2 separate regions of the Homo sapiens genome follow, and region 1 is linked to region 2. A link is a contact called in ENCODE Hi-C data. All regions are on one chromosome and are shown on one strand. The core of a region is the stretch at or near the end of the contact, and the rest is flanking DNA. Distances in the headings are between cores, read along the strand shown.

The links. Hi-C counts contacts between places; a loop is a spot of excess contacts on that map. Pooled maps may share reads with other maps.
Region 1: a loop to region 2 is called in a pooled map, with 3 times the contacts of the local background. The contact joins the enhancer-like site here to the promoter of AFP in region 2. A Hi-C loop is called at or near these places in 4 of 37 single-sample maps with no recorded cell type and 10 of 50 pooled maps.

Annotation. Positions count from the first base shown.
Region 1 is chr4:74,130,996-74,136,648 of GRCh38, forward strand. All of the region lies in intron 1 of LOC105377277 (a long non-coding RNA gene), which reads right to left. It also overlaps a transcript of MTHFD2L not described here. Among named protein-coding and RNA genes, the nearest start is that of MTHFD2L, 24 kb to the right of the region's middle. Within about 2 kb of position 3,401, at least 4 of the 41 ENCODE cell types and tissues checked have a DNase peak (open chromatin) inside an H3K27ac peak, as active enhancers do.
Region 2 is chr4:73,433,648-73,438,949 of GRCh38, forward strand. It overlaps AFP (alpha fetoprotein), which reads left to right and starts at 2,574. Exons shown (of 15, transcript NM_001134.3): 1 at 2,574-2,700; 2 at 3,513-3,564; 3 at 4,527-4,659. The coding sequence starts at 2,616. RefSeq lists promoters at 1-2,600, 2,318-2,600, 2,404-2,600, silencers at 751-1,157, 781-811, a cis regulatory region at 2,172-2,403 and enhancers at 2,394-2,414, 2,404-2,600, 2,441-2,463.

The DNA.
Region 1 (5,653 bases), core at 2,151-4,650, 700 kb after region 2:
AAAAAGAATAAAATACCTAGGAATACAACTTACAAGGGATGTGAAGGACCCTTCAAGAAGAACTACAAACCGCTGCTCAAGGAAATGAGAGGACACAAACAAATGGAAAAACATTCTATGCTCATTGATAGGAAGAATCAATATTGTGAAAAAGGCCATACTGCCCAAAGTAATTTATAGATTCAATGCTATCCCATCAAGCTACCATTGACTTTCTTCACAGAATTAGAAAAAGCTACTTTAAATTTCATGTGGAAACAAAAAAGAGCCCATATAGCCCAGACAATCCTAAACAAACAGAAAAATGCTGCAAGCATCATGCTACCTGACTTCAAACTATATTACAAGTCCACAGTAATCAAAACAGCATGGTACTGGTAACAAAATAGATATACAGACCAATGGAACAGAACATAGGCCTCAGAAATAACACCACTCATCTACAACCATCTGATCTTTGACAAACGATAAAAATAAGCAATAGGGAAAGGATTCCTTATTTAATAAGTGGTGTTAGGAAAACTGGCTAGCCATATGCAGAAAACTGAAACTGGACCCCTTCCTCACACCTTAAACAAAAATTAACTCAAGATGGATTAAATACTTAAACATAAGGCCTAAAGCTATAAATGCCCAAGAAGAAAACCTAGGCAGTACCATTCAGGACACAGGCATGGGCAAAGTCTTCATGACTAAAACACCAAAAGCAATGGCAGCAAAAGCCAAAATTGACAAATGGGATCTAATTAACCTAAGGAGCTTCTGCACAGCAAAAGAAACTATCATCAGAGTGAACAGGCAACCTATAGAATGAGAGAAAAATTTTGCAATCTATCCATCTGACAAAGGGCTAATATCCAGGATCTACAAAGAACTTAAACAAATTTACAAGAAAAACAAACAAACATGCCCATCAAAAAGTGGGTGAAGGATGTGAACAGACACTTCTTAAAAGAAGACATTTATGCGGCCAAAAAAACATATATAAAAAGAAAGCTCATTATCACTGGTCATTAGAGAAATGCAAATCAAAACCACAATGAGATACCATCTCACACTAGTTAGAATGGCAATCATTAAAAAGTCAGGAAACAACAGATACTGAAGAGGAAGTGGAGAAATAGGGATGCTTTTATATTGTTGGTGGGAGAATAAATTAGTTCAGCCATTATGGAAGACAATGTAGCGATTCCTCAAGGATCTAGAACCAGAAATACCATTTGACCAGCAATCTCATTACTGGATATATACCCAAAGGATTATAAATCATTCTACTATAATCACACATGCACAGGTATGTTTCTTGCAGCACTATAGCAATAGCAAAGATGTCAAACCAACCCAAATACCCATCAATGATAGATTGGATAAAGAAAATGTGGCACATATACACCATGGAATACTATGCAGCCATAAAAAAGGATGAGTTCACATCCTTTGCAGAGACATGGGTGAAGCTAGAAACCATCATTCTCAGCAAACTAACACAAGAACAGAAAACCAAACACCACATGTTCTCACTCATAAGTGGGAGTTGAACAATGAGAACACATGGACACAGGGAGGGGAACATCACACACCAGGGCCTGTCAGAGGGTGGGGCGCTAAGGGAGGGACACCATTAGGAGAAGTACCTAATGTAGATGACGGGTTGATGGGTGCAGCAAACCACCATAGCACATGTATACCTATGTAACAAACCTGCACATTCTGCACATGTATCTCAGAACTTAAAGTATAATAATAATGAAAAAAATGCTCTACACTTTAACTCCACACCTCCCACAAACACTTTGAATTTTTATTATATCAGTTCGCATATTTTAAAAATATCTATTTTGAACAGGTTGTTGTCGCTATTATTGTTTTTGATAGATTTGTCTTTATAAGCTTCTTACTAGAGTTATGATTGGATTGCACACCACAATTAAATTATTAGCATATTCTGGGGTTGTGTTCATACTTAATTTTACCAGTGGGTTTTATACCTTGAAATATTTTCTTTTAGTTAGTACACTAATATGTTAGCATTTTTTAATTTCAGGTTGAAGAATTCCCTTTAGCATTTCTTGCAAGACGGGTCTAGTAGTGGTGAATTCTCTTAGCTTTTGTCTGTGAAAGACAATTTCTCTTTGTTAATGCTGCCCTATTTCCTTCTGGCCTACATGGTTTCCATTGTGAAGTCTGTTGCCAGATGAACTGGAGTTGCTTTGTTATTTTACTCTTTTGCTGCTTTCTGGATCTTCTCTTTGTCTTTGATATTTGAAAGTTCAATTATTATATGCCTTGGTTAGTGTTACTTGGGTTGAATCTGTTTGGTGTTCCCTGACCTTTCTATATCTAGATATTTCTGTCTTTCATGAGTTTTGGAAAGTGCTCTGTTATTATTTCTTAGGATAAGCTTTTCTCCCCTTGCTCTTGCTCAGCTCCCCCTTAAACACCAATAATTTTTAGATTTGGTCTTTTGAGGTAATTTTCTATATTTTAAAGGTGGCCTTCATTTCTTTTTATTGTTTTTTTCTTTTCTTTCTTTGGACTGTATTTTCTTAATAGCCAGTCTTTGAGCTCACTGATTCTTTTCTCTAACCCATTCTGTTATTGAGATCCTCTAAAGAGTGTTTCAATTCAGCAAATGTGGTTCTCCGTTCCAAGATTTCTGTTTCATTTTTAAATTATTATTTCAATTTTCTTGTTAAATTTCTCTGATAAGTATCTGAATTGTTTTTCTATGTTATCTTGTAGGTCACTGAGTTTCCTTAAAATTGCTATTTTGAATTCTTAGTTATAAAGTTCACATATCGGTTTTCTAATCCCAAAATGGCAGCATAGAAGCAAGCTTGCTTCTCTCCCCTCCACCAGAAACCAAAAAGAAATACACAGCAGCAAGATCTTCACCAGCAGCAACCCAGAGATCCTGTATGAGGATGAGACAGTTCCTGTAGGTACAGAGAAGTGGAAACATTCTGAGCAGATGGTAGGAGAACCAGATTCTACATCCATGAGGCCTCTTCCCTGCATTACACCAGGCATCAGCAGTATGAAAAATCTGCCCTCAACTCATGGTTTCTGCACTGAAAAACGTGAAATTGAGATTGTCAACCAGCTTTCCCATCTTCTTCGGTTTCCTGCCAGGAGACCTGCCTTTGCCTTAAACCACAGGTAGCACTGTGACTGCCTGGAGGGAGAAATGTCTGTGAAGGCTGGCAAAGACAAATAGGGAAGCCAGGACTACCATCCTCAGCCGTAAAAACTCCTTGTAACTTGACCAAAGGAGATGCCAAATCAGTAGAAATCATGTAGCAAGTATGTTCCACAAGTCCCCTGGGAACACACCCGTGGCCGGCCTTCCCACAGTGCTAGGGTAATCCCTTTGGTCCTCCTCCTTATGGGACAGGCAGTGCCATGGCCATTTGCAAAAGTCAAGGTAAACATAGGCTTATGGCGCCATCTAGAGCCGAAAACAAGGCAGCAAGCTGGCAGTTAAGATTCATAAGCAACTGTATTCAATAAAAACCAAACCAAACTAGACAGATAAAGCTGGACTAAATAATTATTAATACAAATACATAGATGTATACCCACAAGAAACAACAGCAAACATGGAACCATAACCTTCTAGACAAAGCAAAGTTCCAGCGACTGACCCTCCTGAGATGGCGATTTGTGAACTCTCTGACCAAGAATTCAAAACAGCTGTTTTAAGGAAACTTTGTTATCTCTAAGATAACACAGAAAAGCAACTCAGATATTTATCAGAGAAATTTAACAAGGAAATTGAAATAATGATAAGCAGAAATCTTGTAACTAAGAACTACATTTGCTGAACTAAGAAACTCTTCAGGGGATCTCAACCACAGAATAGGTCAAGCAGAGAAGAGAATCAATGAGCTCAAAGACTGGCTGTTAAAAAATAAACAGAGGAGAGAAAAGAAAAAAAGAATGAAAATGAGAGAAGGCCACTTACAAGATATAGAAAATTACCTCAAAGACAAAATCTAAAAATTATTGATGTTCAAGAGAGAGCAGAGCAGGAGCAAGGGTAGAAAGCTTATTCAAAGAAATAATAAGAGAATACTTTCCAAAACATGAGAAAGATATAAATATTCAGGTACAGGAAGGCCTTAGAGCATCACATTAGTCAAATAAGACTAATGAAGGTATTTACTAATCAAACTGTCAAAGATCAAGCATAAAGATAAAACTGTAATGGCAGCAAGAGAAAAGAAGCAAGCAGCATATAAAGGAGCTCCAAATCATCTTTAGCCAGAATAAGAAAAAAAGAGAGAAGACCCAAATAAATAAAAGTAGGAACAAAAATGGACACATGACAACTGAGACCTCAGAAATACTAAGAATCATTAGAAACAATTAGGAACCATTACATGCCAACAAATTGGAAAATATAGAAGAAATGGATAAATTCCTGGACACATGCAACCTACCAATATTGAACCATCAACAAATAGAAAACCTCAATAAGCCAATAATGAGTTATGAAATCAAAGCCATAATAAAAAGTCTCCCATCAAAGAAAAGCTCACGGCCTGATAACTTCACTGCTAAGTTCTACCAAACATTTAAAGAACTAATACCAATTCTATTCAAATACTTCAAAACGATTAAAGAGGAGAGAGGGAATACTTTCAAACTCATTCTACAAGGCCAGTGTTACTGTGATACCAAAACCAGACAAGGACACATTTTTTTTTTAAAGAAGCTAGAGGCCAATATCACCAGTGAACACAGATGTAAAAATCTTCAGCAAAATACTCATTTACCATTGTCAAGTAGAATTCATTCCAGAGATACAGGATGGTTCAACATATGCAAATCAATACATGTTATACACGACATTAACAGAATCGAGAATGAGAATCATATAATTATTTCAATAGATGCCATAAAGGTAAAGGCATTTGATAAAATTCAACATTCCTTTATGATAAAAATCCTCAACAAACTGGGCATAGAAGAAACATACCTGAAAATAATAAAAGCCATCTATGACAAACCCATAGCTAACAACACACTTAACAAGGAAAAATTGAAGGCCTTTCCTCTAAAGGCTAGACCAAGATAAGAATGCCCACTTTCACTATTATTTTGCTGTTATTCAATATAATACTGGAAGTCCTGGCCAGAGCAATTAGGTAAGAAAAAGAAATGAAGGAAAACCAAATTGGAAAGGTAGAAGTCAAATTAGCTTTGTTCATCTTATATGCAGAAAAACCTAAAGACTCTACCAAAAAAAACTGTTATAACTCATACAGGAATTTAGTAAAGTTGTAGGATACAAAATCAATGTACAAAAATTAGTAGTGTTTCTACACACCAAGACTGATCTAGCCAAAAATGAAGTCAAGAAGGCAATCTCATTTAAAACTACAAAGAATATGCAATACCTGGGAATCAATTGAAACCAAAGATGTGAAAGACCTACACAAGAAAAACTATAAAACTCTGGTGAAAGAAATAGAAGAAAGCACCAAAAAATTGGAAAAATATTCTCCGCTCATGGATTGGAAGACTTAATATTGTTAATATGACAATACTACCCCAAACAATTTCCAGACTCACTGCAATCCCCATCAAAATTCCAATGACATTCTTCACAGAAATGTTTTAAAAATCTGAAATTCATATGGAACTGCAA
Region 2 (5,302 bases), core at 1,324-3,823:
ATAAAGATAAAGCCCAGAGAAATGAATTAACTCACCCAAAGTCATGTAGCTAAGTGACAGGGCAAAAATTCAAACCAGTTCCCCAACTTTACGTGATTAATACTGTGCTATACTGCCTCTCTGATCATATGGCATGGAATGCAGACATCTGCTCCGTAAGGCAGAATATGGAAGGAGATTGGAGGATGACACAAAACCAGCATAATATCAGAGGAAAAGTCCAAACAGGACCTGAACTGATAGAAAAGTTGTTACTCCTGGTGTAGTCGCATCGACATCTTGATGAACTGGTGGCTGACACAACATACATTGGCTTGATGTGTACATATTATTTGTAGTTGTGTGTGTATTTTTATATATATATTTGTAATATTGAAATAGTCATAATTTACTAAAGGCCTACCATTTGCCAGGCATTTTTACATTTGTCCCCTCTAATCTTTTGATGAGATGATCAGATTGGATTACTTGGCCTTGAAGATGATATATCTATATCTACATCTATATCTATATCTATATCTATATCTATATCTATATATGTATATCAGAAAAGCTGAAATATGTTTTGTAAAGTTATAAAGATTTCAGACTTTATAGAATCTGGGATTTGCCAAATGTAACCCCTTTCTCTACATTAAACCCATGTTGGAACAAATACATTTATTATTCATTCATCAAATGTTGCTGAGTCCTGGCTATGAACCAGACACTGTGAAAGCCTTTGGGATATTTTGCCCATGCTTGGGCAAGCTTATATAGTTTGCTTCATAAAACTCTATTTCAGTTCTTCATAACTAATACTTCATGACTATTGCTTTTCAGGTATTCCTTCATAACAAATACTTTGGCTTTCATATATTTGAGTAAAGTCCCCCTTGAGGAAGAGTAGAAGAACTGCACTTTGTAAATACTATCCTGGAATCCAAACGGATAGACAAGGATGGTGCTACCTCTTTCTGGAGAGTACGTGAGCAAGGCCTGTTTTGTTAACATGTTCCTTAGGAGACAAAACTTAGGAGAGACACGCATAGCAGAAAATGGACAAAAACTAACAAATGAATGGGAATTGTACTTGATTAGCATTGAAGACCTTGTTTATACTATGATAAATGTTTGTATTTGCTGGAAGTGCTACTGACGGTAAACCCTTTTTGTTTAAATGTGTGCCCTAGTAGCTTGCAGTATGATCTATTTTTTAAGTACTGTACTTAGCTTATTTAAAAATTTTATGTTTAAAATTGCATACTGCTCTTTCATTGAAGAAGTTTTGAGAGAGAGATAGAATTAAATTCACTTATCTTACCATCTAGAGAAACCCAATGTTAAAACTTTGTTGTCCATTATTTCTGTCTTTTATTCAACATTTTTTTTAGAGGGTGGGAGGAATACAGAGGAGGTACAATGATACACAAATGAGAGCACTCTCCATGTATTGTTTTGTCCTGTTTTTCAGTTAACAATATATTATGAGCATATTTCCATTTCATTAAATATTCTTCCACAAAGTTATTTTGATGGCTGTATATCACCCTACTTTATGAATGTACCATATTAATTTATTTCCTGGTGTGGGTTATTTGATTTTATAATCTTACCTTTAGAATAATGAAACACCTGTGAAGCTTTAGAAAATACTGGTGCCTGGGTCTCAACTCCACAGATTCTGATTTAACTGGTCTGGGTTACAGACTAGGCATTGGGAATTCAAAAAGTTCCCCCAGTGATTCTAATGTGTAGCCAAGATCGGGAACCCTTGTAGACAGGGATGATAGGAGGTGAGCCACTCTTAGCATCCATCATTTAGTATTAACATCATCATCTTGAGTTGCTAAGTGAATGATGCACCTGACCCACTTTATAAAGACACATGTGCAAATAAAATTATTATAGGACTTGGTTTATTAGGGCTTGTGCTCTAAGTTTTCTATGTTAAGCCATACATCGCATACTAAATACTTTAAAATGTACCTTATTGACATACATATTAAGTGAAAAGTGTTTCTGAGCTAAACAATGACAGCATAATTATCAAGCAATGATAATTTGAAATGAATTTATTATTCTGCAACTTAGGGACAAGTCATCTCTCTGAATTTTTTGTACTTTGAGAGTATTTGTTATATTTGCAAGATGAAGAGTCTGAATTGGTCAGACAATGTCTTGTGTGCCTGGCATATGATAGGCATTTAATAGTTTTAAAGAATTAATGTATTTAGATGAATTGCATACCAAATCTGCTGTCTTTTCTTTATGGCTTCATTAACTTAATTTGAGAGAAATTAATTATTCTGCAACTTAGGGACAAGTCATCTCTTTGAATATTCTGTAGTTTGAGGAGAATATTTGTTATATTTGCAAAATAAAATAAGTTTGCAAGTTTTTTTTTTCTGCCCCAAAGAGCTCTGTGTCCTTGAACATAAAATACAAATAACCGCTATGCTGTTAATTATTGGCAAATGTCCCATTTTCAACCTAAGGAAATACCATAAAGTAACAGATATACCAACAAAAGGTTACTAGTTAACAGGCATTGCCTGAAAAGAGTATAAAAGAATTTCAGCATGATTTTCCATATTGTGCTTCCACCACTGCCAATAACAAAATAACTAGCAACCATGAAGTGGGTGGAATCAATTTTTTTAATTTTCCTACTAAATTTTACTGAATCCAGAACACTGCATAGAAATGAATATGGAATAGGTGAGATATTTTGTGTTTTTCTTGTCTTTTCTCTATATCAAAATTTTTTAAATTATAAAATTTGCATTAATTTGTCTTGATTTATTATTCATATTTATTATTCCACATGGAGAAAAAATATTTAACTGATGGATATATTTAAATGAAAGATAAACTTGTAACTTTACAAGAGGTTTACAAAGTTATAGCAGTGTTTAATGGATGAATGGTTTGTATGTTTCATGTTGAATTAATTTTTACACTTCAATGGTATGCATATTAACTTTGAAAAATTATATATATACACATATATGTACATATATATGAATATAAATAAAATTTTATATGTGAAGAAGCCAGAATTATGCTCCTTCACATAACTCCCTCAGACTAGTAAAATAGATAAAATCTTTGTTTTTAATACAGAAAAATGGGTCATTATTTGATGGTCTGAAGAAGAAATATTGTGACTGGGATATGAATGGCAAACCGTAGTATAACTATGTTCAAAAGAATGCCTGAAATATATTTTTAACCATTTGACTTTCAGGACAGTTACAGCACTACAGTACAGGGAAAAACCAAACAACTGGAAGACAAAATCTGGATTTTAGTGATAGGTCTACTATAAATTATGCTTGTTAACTTCATTCCTTAGTTTCCTAGTTTTCTTTTCCTCAAGTATAAAATTAAGATGCTTAGGTTATCCCTAATGTTCTTTTAATTCTGAAACTGTACAGTTCTAACTGAAACACAAACATTCATATGTAACAATGATTACTTTCTTGGTTGCAGTTGAAAACACGTTTCATGAAGTTTATTTTGCTTTCCAGCTTCCATATTGGATTCTTACCAATGTACTGCAGAGATAAGTTTAGCTGACCTGTAAGTTTTGCTTATATAAATGTACTTTAAATGTGTAAAGCAAGGATAAGTAAATACTTAAATAAAATTGGGTACCCCTGTGAGCTCTTAAAAGCACAAAAGCAATTTGGACAATTTCAAGAAAAGTTACTCATACTGAATATCAACTTGATGTTGAAGAGGTTAAACTGTTGACTAATGTCTTCGACATTGACCTTTTGATTCCTTGAAATCTCATGAGTCAAACCAAATCAGATTTTAGAAACTGAAGATTAGTGTCTGATCAGTGACAGCCATATACTAATTCAGGAATTTTTCTCATCAGTACCAACAGGGTGATATTATAATGTTTTCTTTTCTGTATACTATTTAAATCTTAGCAGCAAACCATAGGTGATAAAATATTCTATTTGCTGTTATTTGTGGAGAGTATGTTAGTCTCTTGGATGTCTTTCCATTCCACATTTTAAAAATTTCTAACAAAGAATTTAAAGTAGTGTGTTGCTGTTACTCCTTGCACATCCAAACCTGCATAAGGATTGCTTTGAGTCAATCCATGAGCACTGTAGTCTTGGGTTTTAGACCTTGATCATACTGGGAATAGACACTGTTAGAGGTCTGTCTAATTACCAATTTTTTTTTGCTTAAATTTAAAAGTAACCATAAAGAATATAGATACCCTCAATTATGGGTACATTACAGTAGATGGATGGTCACAGAAGGAGAAACCACTCTTATGGGAAATCCACTTATTTTAGCCTTTAACATCTATATGTATATTTATGGCAAAAGAAAACAAGAAAAAGACTAAAGTTTCTTCTCAGATGACCTGGAAGCTAATTTTACATAATTTTACAAATCAAATGTCTAAACAGATTACAACATAAATAGAAAACAAAACAAACAAATGAAAAACTATACTTGAGAAAAATAAGCTTGCTGCAGGTCTGTTCCTTAAGGATTCACACGTATTTTTGTTTCAGGGCTACCATATTTTTTGCCCAGTTTGTTCAAGAAGCCACTTACAAGGAAGTAAGCAAAATGGTGAAAGATGCATTGACTGCAATTGAGAAACCCACTGGAGATGAACAGTCTTCAGGGTGTTTAGAAAACCAGGTGAGTGAATAATTTTAAAAAAGCATTGTGATATTTGACAAAAATTTAGCATGCTGAAGAGAAGATACAAAAATAGCAGTGAAAAATGCATTTATATATTTGAAGAGCTATTGTATGAAAGAGGGATTAGATTCATTCTGAATTGCTAAAGAGGGCAGAAGAGAACAATAGGTAGTTATTATAAAGAGACCATATAAATATGATGACTGAGAGCTAAGGTTCTGAAATAAGATTATCTTGATGACTATGGGCATATTAACTTTTTTGAGCTTCAGTTTTCTTATCTGTAAAATAAGGGATGATAATAGCTCCCATTTCATAGTTAGCATGGAAATTGATATAACAGCAATAGTAGCTAACTTTTATTATACACACAATGTGACTGGCATTATTCTAGGGAGCATAATGTGTATATTGATAATAAAAATATTTTATGACATAGGGGATAGATAGCACTGATGAATCAGAATGGTTGTCCAGTGAGTCAAGAGATGCTGGCTCGGGCTTCTGGGCAGGATATCAGCTTTGCTTACCTATATTTATTTATTAAACATTTAAAATAATCCTTGAAGATAGATGCTAATCTTCCAACTGAGGAAGCTGAGGCTCAGAGAATTTAAGTAACTTTCTTATGGGAACCACC